Linked DNA regions of Homo sapiens: region 2 is linked to region 1. A link is an interaction called in ENCODE POLR2A ChIA-PET data of the cell type or tissue named here. Cell type or tissue: Panc1. All regions are shown on one strand. Links, peaks and the distances in the headings refer to the core of each region. The heading gives the core; the rest is flanking DNA.

Region 1 (7,358 bases), core at 1,543-6,542:
CTCCACAGGTGAGAGAACCAGAATCCTGACTATGATAGTATCACATCAGAAGCATCAGACTTCTATAAATTTCATGTAGTCTTTAGAATACTCCCATTAATAACACATCCATACAAACATCACTTTAGAAAAAATTTAATGTAACCAAAATTATGACTGATAAAATCAGATTTTGTGATTTTATATAATTTTTGGAACATTTACATCAATAATACACCAATAAATATAACTGAAAGAAGATCTAGTTTCACTATCATTTGACAATGACCACATCAGCTTAATCATTTAGCATCTCTACAAGATAAGAAATACATCCTTTGAGGCTCTCCAGGGGCCCAACTGGAAAATCCCAAAGTTAACTTTAGGTCAGTAAGACTTAATTTAGAATTTTGATCCTGGGGAAACCTGTCAAAGATGTCAAAAAGTTTGAAATACTTGATCAAAACAGAATCACAGGTCACTGTAAAATAATAGTCATTTACTTAACCAGAGTGATAATTAAAAGAGTTCCAAAGCAACATAGAAAGTTAAATGGATGGAGGCTGGGTGCAGTGGCTCATGCCTGTAATCCCAGCACTTTGGGAGGCCAAGGTGGGCAGATCACTTGAGGTCAGGAGTTTGAGACCAGCCTGGTCAACATAGTGAAACCCCATCTCTACTTAAAATACAAAAATTAGCCAGGTGTGGTGATGGGTGCCTGTAGTCCAAGTTACTTGGGAGACTGAGACAGGAGAATCACTTGAACCCAGGAGGCAGAGGTTGCAGTGAGCTGAGATTGTGCCACTGCACTCCAACCTGGGGAACAGATCAAGGCTCTGTCTTCAAAAGAGAGAGAGAGAAAGAGAGAGAGAGAGGAAGAGAGAGAAAGAAAGTTAAATGGATGTTAAAAAATTAGCCCTTTTAAAGCTTGGTTATGGATGGGTGCAGTGGCTCACCCCTGTAATCCCAGCACTTTGAGAGGCAGAGGAGGGAAGATCACTTGAGCTCAGGAGTTAGAGAGTAGCCTGGACTACATAGGAATACCCTGTCTCTACAAAAAGTTTTTTAAAAAGTTATCCGGGTGTTGTAGTACACACTTGTGATCCCAGCTATTCAGGAGGCTGAGGTGGGAGGCTTGCTTGAGCCTGGGAAGTCAAGGCTGCAGTGAGCCATGATCATACCATTGCACTCCAGCCTGGGCAACAGAATGAGATCCTGTCTCAAACAAAAAATTTAAAGCTCAGTTTTTCTAAGTAATCAAAAACCTATACAATCTTTGGCTTTATTAGGCCAGTTACCAAAAAGGTGAAAAAGAAAAAAAACCCCTGTATGTGATTGTTTCTCCACATGGAGAGCCCATTTACATAACCTAGAAGTCAAACCTGATGAAAGAGTACTTGAATTTAATCAGACCCAGGAAGAGTGTGTCCCAGGTTATGAGTGTACATTCTATTACAGAGGAATGTAAACAAGAAAACTAGAACCTTGAGCAGAGGGACACATGGCTCTTAGTAATAGCACAGGAAGCTTCCTTGCTATATTAAATAATTCTGACGTGTCAAAGCCAGAAGTACAGAATCAAGTTATACTGAAAATATTGCTTTTCTCGTCCATCAAGGTAAACATTTCAACATCAGGCCATAACAGCAGAGTTATAGCCAGATAAAAAGTTGCAGGAGTTGATGAAAAGGTTTAGGGAGAGAGTTAACACACCAGCCAAGCAAAAGGATAGAACTTTCCAAGGAGAGAAAGAACCCAGGAAAATGGCTTATGACCTGCAAATCATGTGCAGTGAGGTACAGCAAAAGTTGAACTTCTGAGATATAAATCTGAGAAGTTTCAAAAAGAAAAATGTTACCTTGAGAAATGAAATTACCATTCTGAATTGAAAAGACAGTATTTCCAACCTGAAACTAGGGAAATGAAATAGATCTCAGAAATAGAAACTGTCTGGAGTTTAGAAGATGGATGTTAAATATATTTAAGAAATAAAAATAAAACCTCTTATAATTTTCCTAAGAACAAATCAATAGTTCAAGACTTGGCTGGGCATGGTGGTTCACACCTGTAATCCCAGCACTTTAGGAGGCTGAAGCAGGAGGACTGCTTGAGCCCAGGAGTTCAAGACCACCTTGGGCAACATGGTGAGACTCTGTCTCTACAAAAAATTAAAAATTAGCCCGGCACAGTGGCATGCACTTGTGGTCCCAGCTACTCAGGAGGCTGAGGAAGGGGAATCACTTGAGCCCAGGAAGTTGAGGCTGCAGTGAGCTGTGTTCATGCCACTAGACTCCAGTCTAGGTGACAGAGCAAGACTGTCTCAAAAAAAAAGGATGACTTTGTTGTTCTAACATCTGGAACCAAACTTTTTAGTTTGGTATTAGATTAGTGTACTTTTAATATCAAAGCTCAATCTTTGTAGACTTATAAATAATTTCTTTCTAATTATAGCCAACTTGATCATACACAAAATTTCTTTCATAAATTTCCTTTTCATAAATCTTATCACCCTTTACTCAGACCACTGACGACATGCTTGGACTTTCTGCTTTGTCCTATACAACCTCTTTCTTAAATAACTAGTCATTTAATTTTAGGACAAAATGTATCAAAGAAGATTCTTTCTCATATAAAGTTATTATTTTTCTTTTTAATTTTTTAAAACCAAAAATATATCTTTATATGCATATTATAACTTTCCTCACATATCTCTCTCCTTATTTCTATCTTGTTCCATATTTTGAAACAACCTTTAAATGACCTCCAAATTATACAAAATTATTCTTTTTCCAATAAACACATTTTTATGCCTTTTTAATTTTTTTACTAAAAAATCTTATTTTTGACACTTTTATATGGAGAATTGTATATATTAATTAGAATTTTAACTCTCAGTAACCTTAAATTTTAGTGAAAACCTAGGAAGCAAAAAATCTTGAATTATCTATCACATATTAGTATTTTATAGATGAGAACCATTTTATAATTTTTAGAAATATGTTATCTGATTATATAATATTTAAATGAATTAATAGATCCAAACACACTTAGCCCATTTATAACATTCAAGAAGCCAAAAACAAACTTATGTTTAGTAATTTGTTTCCATTTTTACCTAATTTGGAAATGACCCACACATTTAATGAGTATCTATTATTTAAGTTAATGTAATTTAAAATTTCAAATTACATGAAAAGTTCATTTATAAGCATTTATCCCATTTACATTTACCTAATTTGTTTAGTTTTTGACAGTTTACCTAGATTGCTTGTAAAAACTGAGATATTAGACAAAGCTAGTCATTATTTCAAGTTATTTTCCTGTTAACCTTTTTTTTTTTTTTTTTTTTTTTTTTTTTTTGAGATGGAGTCTTGCTCTGTTTCCCAGGCTGGAGTGCAGTGGCACAGTCTTGGCTCACTGCAACCTCTACCTCCAGGGTTCAAGTGATTCTCCTGCCTCAGCCTCCTGAGTAGCTGGGATTACAGGTGTGCACCACCATGCCCAGCTAATTTTTGTATTTTTAGGAGAGACAGGGTTTTGCCATGTTGGTCAGGCTGGTCTCGAACTGCTGACCTCATGATCTGCCTGCCTTAGCCTCCCAAAGTGCTGGGATTACAGGCGAGAGCCACCACGCCCAACCTTTTTCCTGTTAACCATTTTTATAGCCTATAAATATCAGATGTTCACCTAAGTAAGAACCTTAAAGTTAAATATATGTGTGTTTTGCCAATAATACAGAAGATACATTTGTTTCCATTAAATCAACAATATTAGTCTTATTTATAAAAAACTAACATAAAGATCATTCTGTTTTAGGCTGGGTTTACAGTTTTATAAACTTTGTAGACATTTATATGATACTTTGAAGACATTTGTATTTTCCTTTTACCAATAATTTTAAAACCAACTTATTTATTAAGGATTTATGGGCTGGGCATGGTGGTTCATGCCTGTAATCCCAGCACTTTGGGAGGCCAAGATGGGTGGATCGCCTGAGGTCAGGAGTTCAAGACCGGCCTGGCCAACACAGTGAAACCCCATCTCTAGTAAAAATACAAAAATTAGCTGGGTGTGGTGGTGCGTGCCTGTGACCCAGCTATTCAGGAGGCTGAGGCAGGAGAATCACTTGAACCTGGGAGGCGGAGGTTGCAGTGAGCTGAGATTGTGCCACTGCACTCCAGCCTAGGTGACAGAACGAGACTCCATCTCAAAAAATAAAAAAAAAAAAGATTTACTGAAGTCATGTGAACTAAAAAGCATTTGGGTAAATTACTATTTTATATTAGCATTCATTTATCTTAATATAATTCCTTAAGGGATTTTTGGTTGACTATACTAGATTTTTATATGTCGACACAACATAAAATGTAATACATGCACATGTATGTAAACACACCTAAACACATATACACATCATGTACACATACACAATCATCTTAGAGCTTTCATTTTAGAATATTAGTCATGAGCTAGAAATACAAATTTATTCCTTTATAAAAGACAGTTAGAGCTAAATCATATTTCTGACAAAATTGGGATCTGTTCACATGACTAAACTTTATTTTTCCCAATAGATAATCTAATGAAAGCTGTGGACCAAAATTTGGGGTAAAGCAGTTTTCATGGCAGTTTGAATTTTTAAAAACCTCTTTCACCTTCCTCACCCCCACTTTTCAGTTTCAAATGAGGTTAGGGGTAAATTTTCAATGTTTACATTTTAGCTAGGACTGATGGAATTGAATAAGGAAAACATCTTCAAGTAGCCTTGAACTAGTAACAAATCTTTTTTTTTGGCCAGTCTGCTTTGCTTTATTAGTAAACACAGATGGTGAAGAATTTTAGCAGTTTTCCCCCACCCAGCAGATGTTTCTTTTTGGCTTCAGCATGGCAGAAAAAGCAAAATGTTTATGTTGGACAGAGATACTGCATATAATTGCTCAGAGCTCAAGATTTTGACTCGTTTGATCCAGGAGCCTAACTTTTATAAACATTTACCTAGTTCTTTTTATTTTCAGATTATTAATTTTTCAATTAAGTGTTCCATCACTGCACATAATTGCTAGTCAGTCAAATCTAAATGTATATTTCTAAAAGGTGTCTAGGTTACAATTTGTACACCAGTACAAATTACTGATGTAATTTGTAAAGCCATTCATTTAAAAGCCCTTTAAGACTACTACTTCCAGCTGGGCACTGTGGCTCACACCTGTAATCCCAGCACTTTGGGAGGCCGAAGTGGGAAGATCACCTGAGGTCAGGAGTTCAAAACCAGCCTGGCCAACATGGTGAAGCCCCATCTCTACTAAAAATACAAAAAATTAGCTGGGCATGGTGGCGGGCACCTGTAATCCCAGCTACTTGGGAGGCTGAGGCAGGAGAATCACTTGAACCCGGGAGGCAGAGGTTGCAGTGAGCCAAGATCGCACCATTAAACTCTAGCCTGGGCAACAAAAGTGAAGCTCCATCTCAAAAAAAAAAAAAAAAAAGACCATTACTTCCTTTTTTATTTAAAAAAAATCTTGGTTGGAATGCCATAAACTGAGTTTTAAATCAATATCAGTAGCACAGTCAGCAGATTCAACGGAGGCAGGGAAAAAAAGAATTTAGAAGACTCTACATGGTACTTCGATACTTCCAGGTTTTTTGAATCATGACCATTTGAGCTCTGAATTTTCCTTGATATAATTTTGCCTATCAGTTTAAACATGTGCACAAGAATGGGCCATAATATGTAGCTGGCTGGAGTCCCAGAAAAGCTGGCATGCCTTAATGTTTGAGAATGCCATTCTATTTCTTATCAATCTCTCAAGAGCAAAGAAAATCCTGTAAATCCTGTCAGGAAATGTCAAGCATTTACACCAGTGTTTTAGATGGTGGTGACTTCCCTAGTGGGTTTTTTTTTTTTTTTTTAGACGAAGTCTTGCTCTGTTGCCAGGCTGGAATGCAGTGGCACGATCTTGGCTCACTGCAACCTCCGCTTCCCAGGTTCAAGTGATTCTCCTGCCTCAGCCTCCTGAGTAACTGGGACTACAGGCACGCACCACCACACCCAGCTAATTTTTATATTTTTAGTAGAGATGGGGTTTTACCATGTTGGCCAGGATGGTCTCGATCTCTTGACCTCGTGATCTGCATGCCTCGGCCTCCCAAAGTGCTGGGATTACAGGCGTGAGCCATCATGCCCGGCCTTCCCTAGTGGTTTTTAATTAGCTATCCCATACCCACCATTTAGAAATTTATTTTGGCTCTCAGAAGATTTTCAGAAACAAGCAAGGGAAGAGAGTCAAACCAAATCAAAAGAGACCAAGACAAGAGTGTTCATAAAAATTTTAACCCAGGCATTCAGATCAAACAAAACATTAAAATAGGTACACAGACCACACTAAAAATATATTCACCAGAAAAGACCTACCTCACAGACAGAATGTAAATTCTGCAGAATATAGAGTTGGGTACCCAAAGCTCAGTGTTCAGAGAGACACTTGTCTTTATACCAAAAAGGGCTTACCAGAAGACAAAAAGTCTTTTATCATCTGAGGAGGGAATGTATGGTCCTTTATTAAGGTGACCTTATCTAAACAAGATCCCAAATAATATTTTAAAAGCCTCTACCAAAAAGTGGGAGGCTCAGCCTGGGAAAAGACTCACCAGGGCAGAAAAGGTGAGCTGCAGAAGCAGAGAGCACAAAAGGCTCACATGAGTACTGCACACTGGTTCCCATAATCGCTGATCTGATAGTGATCTTTTTTTTGGGTCTCACTTCTGACACCATATATGTCAGCATAAATATGAGATAGGCTCTCTGAAAGAAAAATATTTGGGAATAGAGCATTGCAGTGGGGATACATGCACCATAGTAAACTAAGTGTGTTTTCAGGGAGGTAAAGGAAGACATAGATTTTTAAGGAAAAAATGAGGATTACATAATTGTTTTGAAATAATTATCCTTGGCTACAAAGGTCAATAATAAGCGTAATGCACGTCTGAGGTTGGACAGGCAGTTGCTGGGCAGATATCTTTGAATAAGTATTTTTTTGTATAACGTTGCAATGGAGTTTGTGCAAGGTTGTGGTTTCTGTTGAGTATTTTATGATACTTTTTGTTATCAGGCATACAAGCATGAGAATCCTGTCTTTATGACCCTCCCCCAGCTCTATTTGTCAGGGTACTGTTGGGTTTTTTGTATGTTTTAATATTAGTGACCCCATTTTGATTCTACCAACTTTTACAACATCCTATTTGCTTTATATAGTCATCGTTTTTGCCCATCTATTTTCCCTTTTTCGTGCTCTTATTTGCTGCTTCTCTGGATTTCCTTCTACCTAATAATACCCTTTAGAATTTCTTTCAGTGCTGGTTTGTTTGTAATAAATTATTTT
Region 2 (7,358 bases), core at 1,003-6,002, 290 kb after region 1:
CATCCTCTGCTCACCCCCATTCCACTCACAACCCCTCCCCACCTCTGCTCTTTGCGCCACACACACACCTGAGACAGAGCACTAAATGCATTCCAAGCCTGATGCTGATGCTGACCCACTGGGAGGACTCGGGCAAGTCACCCTCTTGGATCCTAAGGGCTTTTTTTCTTTTTTTCCTGTGAGATGGGTGACAAGGAAACGCTAGAGTTGGATTACATCAATGGTTCCCAAATTTAAGCAACAGAATGAAGGGAAATTGAAAAATACAGATTTGGGCTGGGCTTGGCTGCTCACCCATGTAATCCCATTGCTTTGGGAAGCCTAGGAGGGAGGATGGCCTGAGCCCAGGAGTTTGAGACCAGCATGGGCAACATGGTGAGGTCTCATCTCTACCAAAAATTAAAAAAATTACCCAGGTGTGCTGGCACACACCTGTGGTCCCAGCTATGGGGGAGGCTGAGGCAGGAGGATCACTTGAGGAGGTTGAGACTACAATGAGCCGTGTTTCGGCAACTACATTCCAGTCTGGATGACAGAATGAGACCATGTGCCAAAAAAAGAAAAACGAAGATTCACAGGACTCACCCCAGACTCACTAAATCAGAATATCTGGAAATGGCATCTGAGGCTCTCCTTTTTTTTTTTTTTTTAAGAGACGGAGTCTTGCTCTGATAATGACATGAGCCACCTCACCAGGCCAGATGCTGCATTTTTAAAAATCCCCTTACCCACCCACCCACAACTTGGTGAAAAAGTTCAAACCTACAGAAAAGTTGAAAGTCGAAAGAAGAATACAATGAAAATACATATAGGCTTCACCTAGATTCGGTTAGATTTTGAAGGGAAGGGGAGGGTTAAAGAAAGAGTGGCGGCTCTACAGCAAATTCAGGCTTTATGTCCAGCATGAGACCTACAGAGGTGGGAGACCAGCTTAATGCCAGTGCCTACCGCTGCTTACAGGCTGGAGAAATTATAGGCCTGGGCGGGGAGGGGCCCGGTGGGTATGGCCTGCTGCCCGGGAAGATGTTGATAAGGTATTCCCATGATGAGGCAGTTTGGCCCTTGTTCTGGTGGAACGTGATGTTCCTGTCACTTTCTCCCAGCAGAATATGATAAGAGGCAGGCTGTTTCTCACTGCCTGAACCCCCGTGGAATGTTTCACTTTAAGCAAGGTCTGCAAAATGGCAGGGGGCTTACAAAATGGTGCAGTTTGGACTAACAGATTCACCCGTCCCCAGCACTGGTCACATTTTCTTGCTCTCTCTCTGTGAGCATGCACATACACACATTACAGAATCACCTGAAAAATATCTGTCAACACCATATTTAACCCTAAGTACGTCATCATGTAGCAAGGACATTCCCATGTGTAACTACAATGTCATTATCATGTCCGAAGATTTTAATGTGATACAATAGTGTTTAATATAAAATCCATTGCAAAGTTGAGACTCTGCATTTGAAAAAAAAAAAAAAAAGCTTCCCAGGTGATTGGTGCAGTTGGAGGAGGATTGGAAACCACTATTGGAGTTTTCCTGAATCGATACTGGATGATATCTAATCTCTCCTCTAGTGCCAGCCTTTTGTGGGTTCATTCATGCATCACTAGCACCACAAGGCTCTGGGTAAGTGGGGTCACCACAGAACACGTGACACCAATGACGGACCTGGACTTCAAGGCCTTCCATATCAACAGTGGACAACACCACATTTACAGACTTCTCCAGACGGAGCTCCAACTGCACGTCCACATCCCAGAGCAGCCCTTGCATGGCAACATGAGTACATACATAGGCTCATCGTTTCTCCAACCTGCTTCCCTTCCAGACTTTCACGGAAGCATAGTTTGTGCATTTTTTAATCAAAGCCACTTGGCAGATCACATAGAAGTCAGGTGGAACAGTGAGGGGCAAGATAGTGGAGTAGTAGAAAGAGCATAGGTCTGATTTCTGGCTGGCCCATTTAAGTCACCTTGGACAAGTTACTGTAAACCCAGGTTTCTCATCCACAAGGTGGGGCTAATAATACCTCATTACAAGGATTAAGTGAGAAAACTTGTTGCCTATATCGTATATGTTCACTATCCAAAAAGGTTAAACGTTTGGTTGGTAAATATAATGGCCTCGAATTGATGGCCAGGTTAAAGCTGCCCTTTTGGCTAAGTCTCTTCAGGACTCTGTTGAAATGGGAAGACTGGGATAGATCTCCAAAGCTCCTGCTAACTCTAAACTTCTGAGACTTCATCCAAGCTTAACATCCATCAGCCTCTGCACCAGATAGCCCCTGCAGACCTCTGACTTCCTCTCCCACCCCCTCCCCTGCATTCACATGCATTCACTTAGGCTGGGCGTGTGCGACCTGTCTGTCACCCTGTGGGTTCACTGTGTGGATTCACTCTGTGCTCCAGCTGCTCTGGCCTTGTCCCAGGTCCTCCAGCAACCAAGTTCAGGACTTTTGCACTCACTTCCAGCCTGGAACACTCTTCTGCCTAGATTTTTTGCCTGCCCTTTCCATTTAGAACTCAGTTCAAATGTCACCTCCTCAGTGAGCCCTCTCTTACATCTAAAGTAGCACCCACCGTCCCCTAGTCACTCTCCATCACGTCACCCTGTTTTATTTTCCTTACAAGATAATCTGAAATTATCTTAGTTGATTTGTCATCTGTCTTCCCAAGTTGTTCCTGGAGTTCACCAAAAACTGGAATAAATGGAATGCACGCATGCATTAGTACGTCAATGGAGGGGGATTCTGTCCTACTTTCTTCGTTTCAGGAGCACTCTCTACCCCACCTGACGTCTAAAGGACCCAGAAGGAAAATGGGTAGGCAAATGTGCGCGCCTCCAAGGCCTAGCGGCAGCCGTGTTACCATGGCAGCGTGACGCCGAGGGGGCCGGAAGGCGACGCACTACTACTTCCGCTTCCTCAACAGCAGCACTTCCGGGTTGGGAGAAAGGTGGCGGCGCTTTCGGAGGGTAAGTTGAAAGCGCCTTTGTTGTTTCTGTTTTTCAAAATGCGCGCGTAAAAACTCAGCGTGGGGTGGTGGGTTTCCCCGTCTTCTGGGAGACCCGCCTTTTGGCCTGAGGTCTCCAGGCCGCGGTCTTTGCCCCAGGCCTTATCTCGGGGAAACTGAGGCTTGGGTGTTTTTTTTTTTTTTTTTTAAAGATGGAGTTTTGCTCTTGTCGCCCAGGCTGGAGTGCGGTGGCGCGATCTCGGCTCACTGCAACCTCCGCTTCCTGGGTTCAAGCGATTCTCCTGCCTCAGCCTCCCGAGTAGCTGGGATTATAGGCGCCCGCCACCAAGCCTAGCTAATTTTTGTATTTTTAGTAGAGACAGGGTTTCACCATGTTGGCCAGGCTGGTCTCGAACTCCTGACTTCAGGTGATCCACCCGCCTCGGCCTCTCAAAGTGCTGGGATGACAAGCGTGAGCCACCGCGCCCGGCCGCGGCTTGGGTCTTTGGGAGTGAGAAGATGCAGAATTCACATCTGGTTAGTTCCTCCAGTCTCAGCCCTGGAGCGCCCACCCGGGAGCAGAGCGGGGTCTCTCTCGCACCCCAAAGGCGGTGAGAGAATCCGGGACCAGGTTTGGGCACGTACCTGCAGAGCGGGAAGTGTATGTTCTGAGTAAGGGGGGATAAATGCATATCCGTTCTCAATATGTATCGAGCACTGACTGGGGAGCCATTTGGGAGCAAGATGGCCAGGATTCCAGCCCTCAAGAAGCCGATCATATTATAACTGCCAAAAGTGCAATGGGGAGCAGCTGGTTGTTGGGAAACACTGTTAACCAGAAAGATGAGACCGGCTAAGGAGTTAGAGAGGTCCTCTTGAGAAAGTGGCTTTCATACTTGGACCAGTTAAAGGGCAGAAAGGTAATGCGGAGGAAGAGCTTTCCTGATGGAATGGGCTGTTTTTGCAAAGTTCCTGAGACGAAAAGGAAGGTAGTGTATTCTAGGAACTGAAAACAGCAGGGTTTCTGAAACCTAGAGAGAAGTGAGAGGTAGAGAGGTGGGCATGGACTTACCTCTGTCCATCTCTAGGCTAGATTATGAAGAAATGAAGACTCTTGCAGGTCTGTGAGGATTTTGACTTTATCTTAAGAATAACAGGGGAACCCTAAAAAGTTTTTAGCAGGGAGAGACTATATATTTAGAAGGTTGTACTGGGCTCCAGAGACCAGAGAGCAGCCTAGGAAGTATTTACAAAAAAGAAGGAAAGGAACTGATGGAAGGGGAAATGTTATTTAAAGAAATCAAGGCCGGGCGCTGTGGCTTACGCCTGTAATCCCAGCGCTTTGAGAGGCCGAGGCAGGTGGGTCACCTGAGGTCAGGAGTTCAAGACCAGCCTGGCCAACATGGCGAAACCCCGTCTCTACTAAAAATACAAAGATTAGCCAGGCTTGGTGGCTTGCGCCTGTAATCCCAGCTACTACTCCGGAGGCTGAGGCAGGAGAATCGCTTGAACCCGGGAGGCGGAGGTTGCAGTGAGCCGAGATCGTGCCACTGCACTCCAGCCTGGGTGACAGAACGAGATTCTGTCTCCAAAAAAAGAAAAAGAAAAAAAGAAAAGAAAAGAAATCAGCCAGTGGGTGGCTCACGCCTGTAATCCCAGCACTTTGGGAGGCCGAGGCGGTTGGATCACAAGGTCAGGAGATCGAGACCATCCTGGCTAACACGGTGAAACTCCGTCTCTACTAAAAAATACAAAAAAATTAGCCTGGCGTCGTGGCGGGCACCTGTAGTCCCAGCTACTCGGGAGGCTGAGGCAGGAGAATGGCGTGAACCCGGGAGGCAGAGCTTGCAGTGAGCTGAGATCACGCCACTGCACTCCAGCCTGGGCGACAGAGCAAGACTCCGTCTCAAAAAAAAAAGAAAAAAAAGAAATAATCGGCTTTGCTCTGTTTGTGATTTATTAAGAGGTCCTAAAAGATGGGCCTGAAAAGTGTCTGTTGAAATTTGTGGCTTTAAGAACAAAGGCACTCTTGCTGGAACGGTCTCAGTGGAGTAGTGGGGTGGGAGCTACCAGGATGTGGGTTAATAAGTGGATGAAAGGTGAGGTAATGGAAAGAGTGATTTCTCTTTCAGGAAATGTTGCTGTGAAGGGGAAGAAAGAGAACAGCTGGATGAGACTTTAGGGTTAAACGACAGTTGCATTTTTTTTTTAAGTTAGAGGAGATTAAATATTGTTGGCATTTTGCTAGAAAACGCAGGCTGAAGATACAGGAGAGAGATGAGAGAGAAGATACGGAGAGACCACCATCTCTCTGAGAAGGCAGGAGAGGGTTGGGAGCCAGCACACATTTTCCTTCCTATAACGGAAGGAAATAGCCTTTGACAGAAGGGACACTTCCTTTGTTGCAGCGAGACAGAGAGAGAGAGGATGTGGCAGTGCAAGTAGGTGTGTTAGACTTGGGGGAGTAACATATTCCTTGTCTAATACAGCTGATATTTACTACCCCGGATAAATTAGGTAGCTTCTGTAGAAAATGTGCTTAGCATTGAGACTTTAAAGACCGCTGATATAGAGAGAGCTCCAGGATCTATGTTGTTAGGTGAAAATAGCAAATGCAGATCACAATATATAGATGTTAACCTTCTGTGTAAAAAAGGAGAGGAAATATGAAGATCATTTTTATTTTTGTACGACGTAAATGTGTCATTTAGCCAAAGATAAATCTAAAAAAATGAAACCCAGAAGCAATACAGAGCAAAGAGAACAATAAGACATGTTTGCAAAATTATATTTTTAATCATCTCTTTTGGAAAGTGCATTTATATTTCTGTATTTTAATTCCAAGTGCACACACCCTGTATGTGAGTATTAACGTTAGTGGCTTGTGAAATTTATTCCAGTGTATCGCAGAACGTCCGCTCTTTGTTGGACACTAACAAGGCATATCCAACTTCTTTCACAAAGAGGCCAACTTCTGGTTTGAGGTCAGTGGATACCTGATATCCCCACTGCGAAGCCCTTTTGTGGATCCTGCACTCGAATGGAGTCTAATGGCTTCTCCATGGTACAAACACAGAGGGGAACAAGACAGATAAACCATCTTTTTCTTCCTTGTTTTCTTTTTTCTTTGTCTTTTTTTTTTAAAGCAGAGAAGACAGCCTGTAAATGACTAAATAAATGTTTCTTTTTTAAATATGAAAGTATATTACTTGGGAATCAGGCCAAGCCCAAGGAATCAGGGAAAACTTTTTGAAGAACTGATCTTCAAACCAAGCTCTGAAGGATGGCAGGAGGCAAGGAGGGTGGGGAGGCTGTGGAGAGAATTTCATGGAGAGCTGGGGGGGAAAGGTTATGGCACGTTTGAGGAAGCAAAACAAGCTGCTTTTGGCTTAAACGCAGAGTTGGAAAGACGAGTTCAGAGGTGAGGCTGTGGGGGACAGGGGCCTTATGGTGCAAGGCACTGTTGTTCTCTGTTAACTCTTTTTTTCTCTATCATAAAGGCAGTGGGACCAGACAGAGAGAATTCCAGTGAGCCACCTGTGTATCTAGAATAATCTGAAATTTGTAATCATGACTACAGGCTTGTCATTTGTCATACAATTTCATTTTGCTGTGATTTTTTCCGCTGAGGCTATGTTTAAAATGCAAAAATAGGCCAGGCACGGTGGCTGACGCCTGTAATCCCAGCACTTTGGGAGGCTGGAGTGGGCGGATCATGAGGTCAGGAGATCGAGACCATCCTGGCTAACACAGTGAAACCCCATCTCTACTGAAAATACAAAAACAAAATTAGCTGGGCGTGCTGGTGGGTGCCTGTAGTCCCAGCTATTCGGGAGGCTGAGGCGGGAAAATGGCATGAGCCCAGGAGGCGGAGCTTGCAGTGAGCCGAGATCGCGCCACTGCACTCCAGCCTGGGCGACAGAGTGAGACTCCGTCTCAAAAAAAAAGCAAAAATAAACCATTGTTGTCACATTTCCATATAGGAATAAAATGGAAGGAGAATCAAGCAGATTTGAAATCCACACTCCAGTTTCTGACAAGAAAAAGAAAAAGTGTTCTATACATAAGGAAAGACCTCAGAAACATTCCCACGAAATTTTCAGAGACTCCTCCCTGGTGAATGAACAGTCTCAAATAACTAGGAGGAAAAAGAGGAAAAAAGATTTCCAGCATCTCATTTCTTCTCCTTTGAAAAAATCCAGAATCTGTGATGAGACTGCAAATGCCACTTCCACACTCAAAAAGAGAAAAAAGAGAAGATATAGTGCTTTGGAGGTGGACGAGGAAGCAGGTGTTACAGTTGTCCTTGTGGATAAAGAAAATATTAACAACACACCAAAGCATTTTAGAAAGGATGTTGATGTTGTTTGTGTTGATATGAGCATAGAACAGAAGTTACCAAGAAAGC

Evidence for each region. ChIA-PET counts read pairs that join two places held together with the same protein. Peaks named below come from ENCODE experiments on the same cell type or tissue, not always from the same donor. Only the 100,000 strongest peaks of a DNase experiment are listed, where the experiment ranks them.
Region 2: POLR2A ChIA-PET joins it to region 1 with 5 read pairs; 3 of 35 experiments call an interaction of 5 or more read pairs at or near these places.

The regions. Positions count from the first base shown.
Region 1 is chr9:132,697,611-132,704,968 of GRCh38, reverse strand. No RefSeq gene overlaps it. Among named protein-coding and RNA genes, the nearest start is that of GTF3C4, 31 kb to the right of the region's middle. In Panc1, for the core only: no CTCF peak of the experiment used is centred there; no DNase peak of the experiment used is centred there.
Region 2 is chr9:132,402,404-132,409,761 of GRCh38, reverse strand. It overlaps TTF1 (transcription termination factor 1), which reads left to right and starts at 2,922. Exons shown (of 11, transcript NM_007344.4): 1 at 2,922-2,972; 2 at 6,934-7,358. The coding sequence starts at 6,941. In Panc1, for the core only: no CTCF peak of the experiment used is centred there; a DNase peak (open chromatin) is centred at 2,921; H3K4me3 peaks cover 1,569 bases; H3K27ac peaks cover 1,226 bases.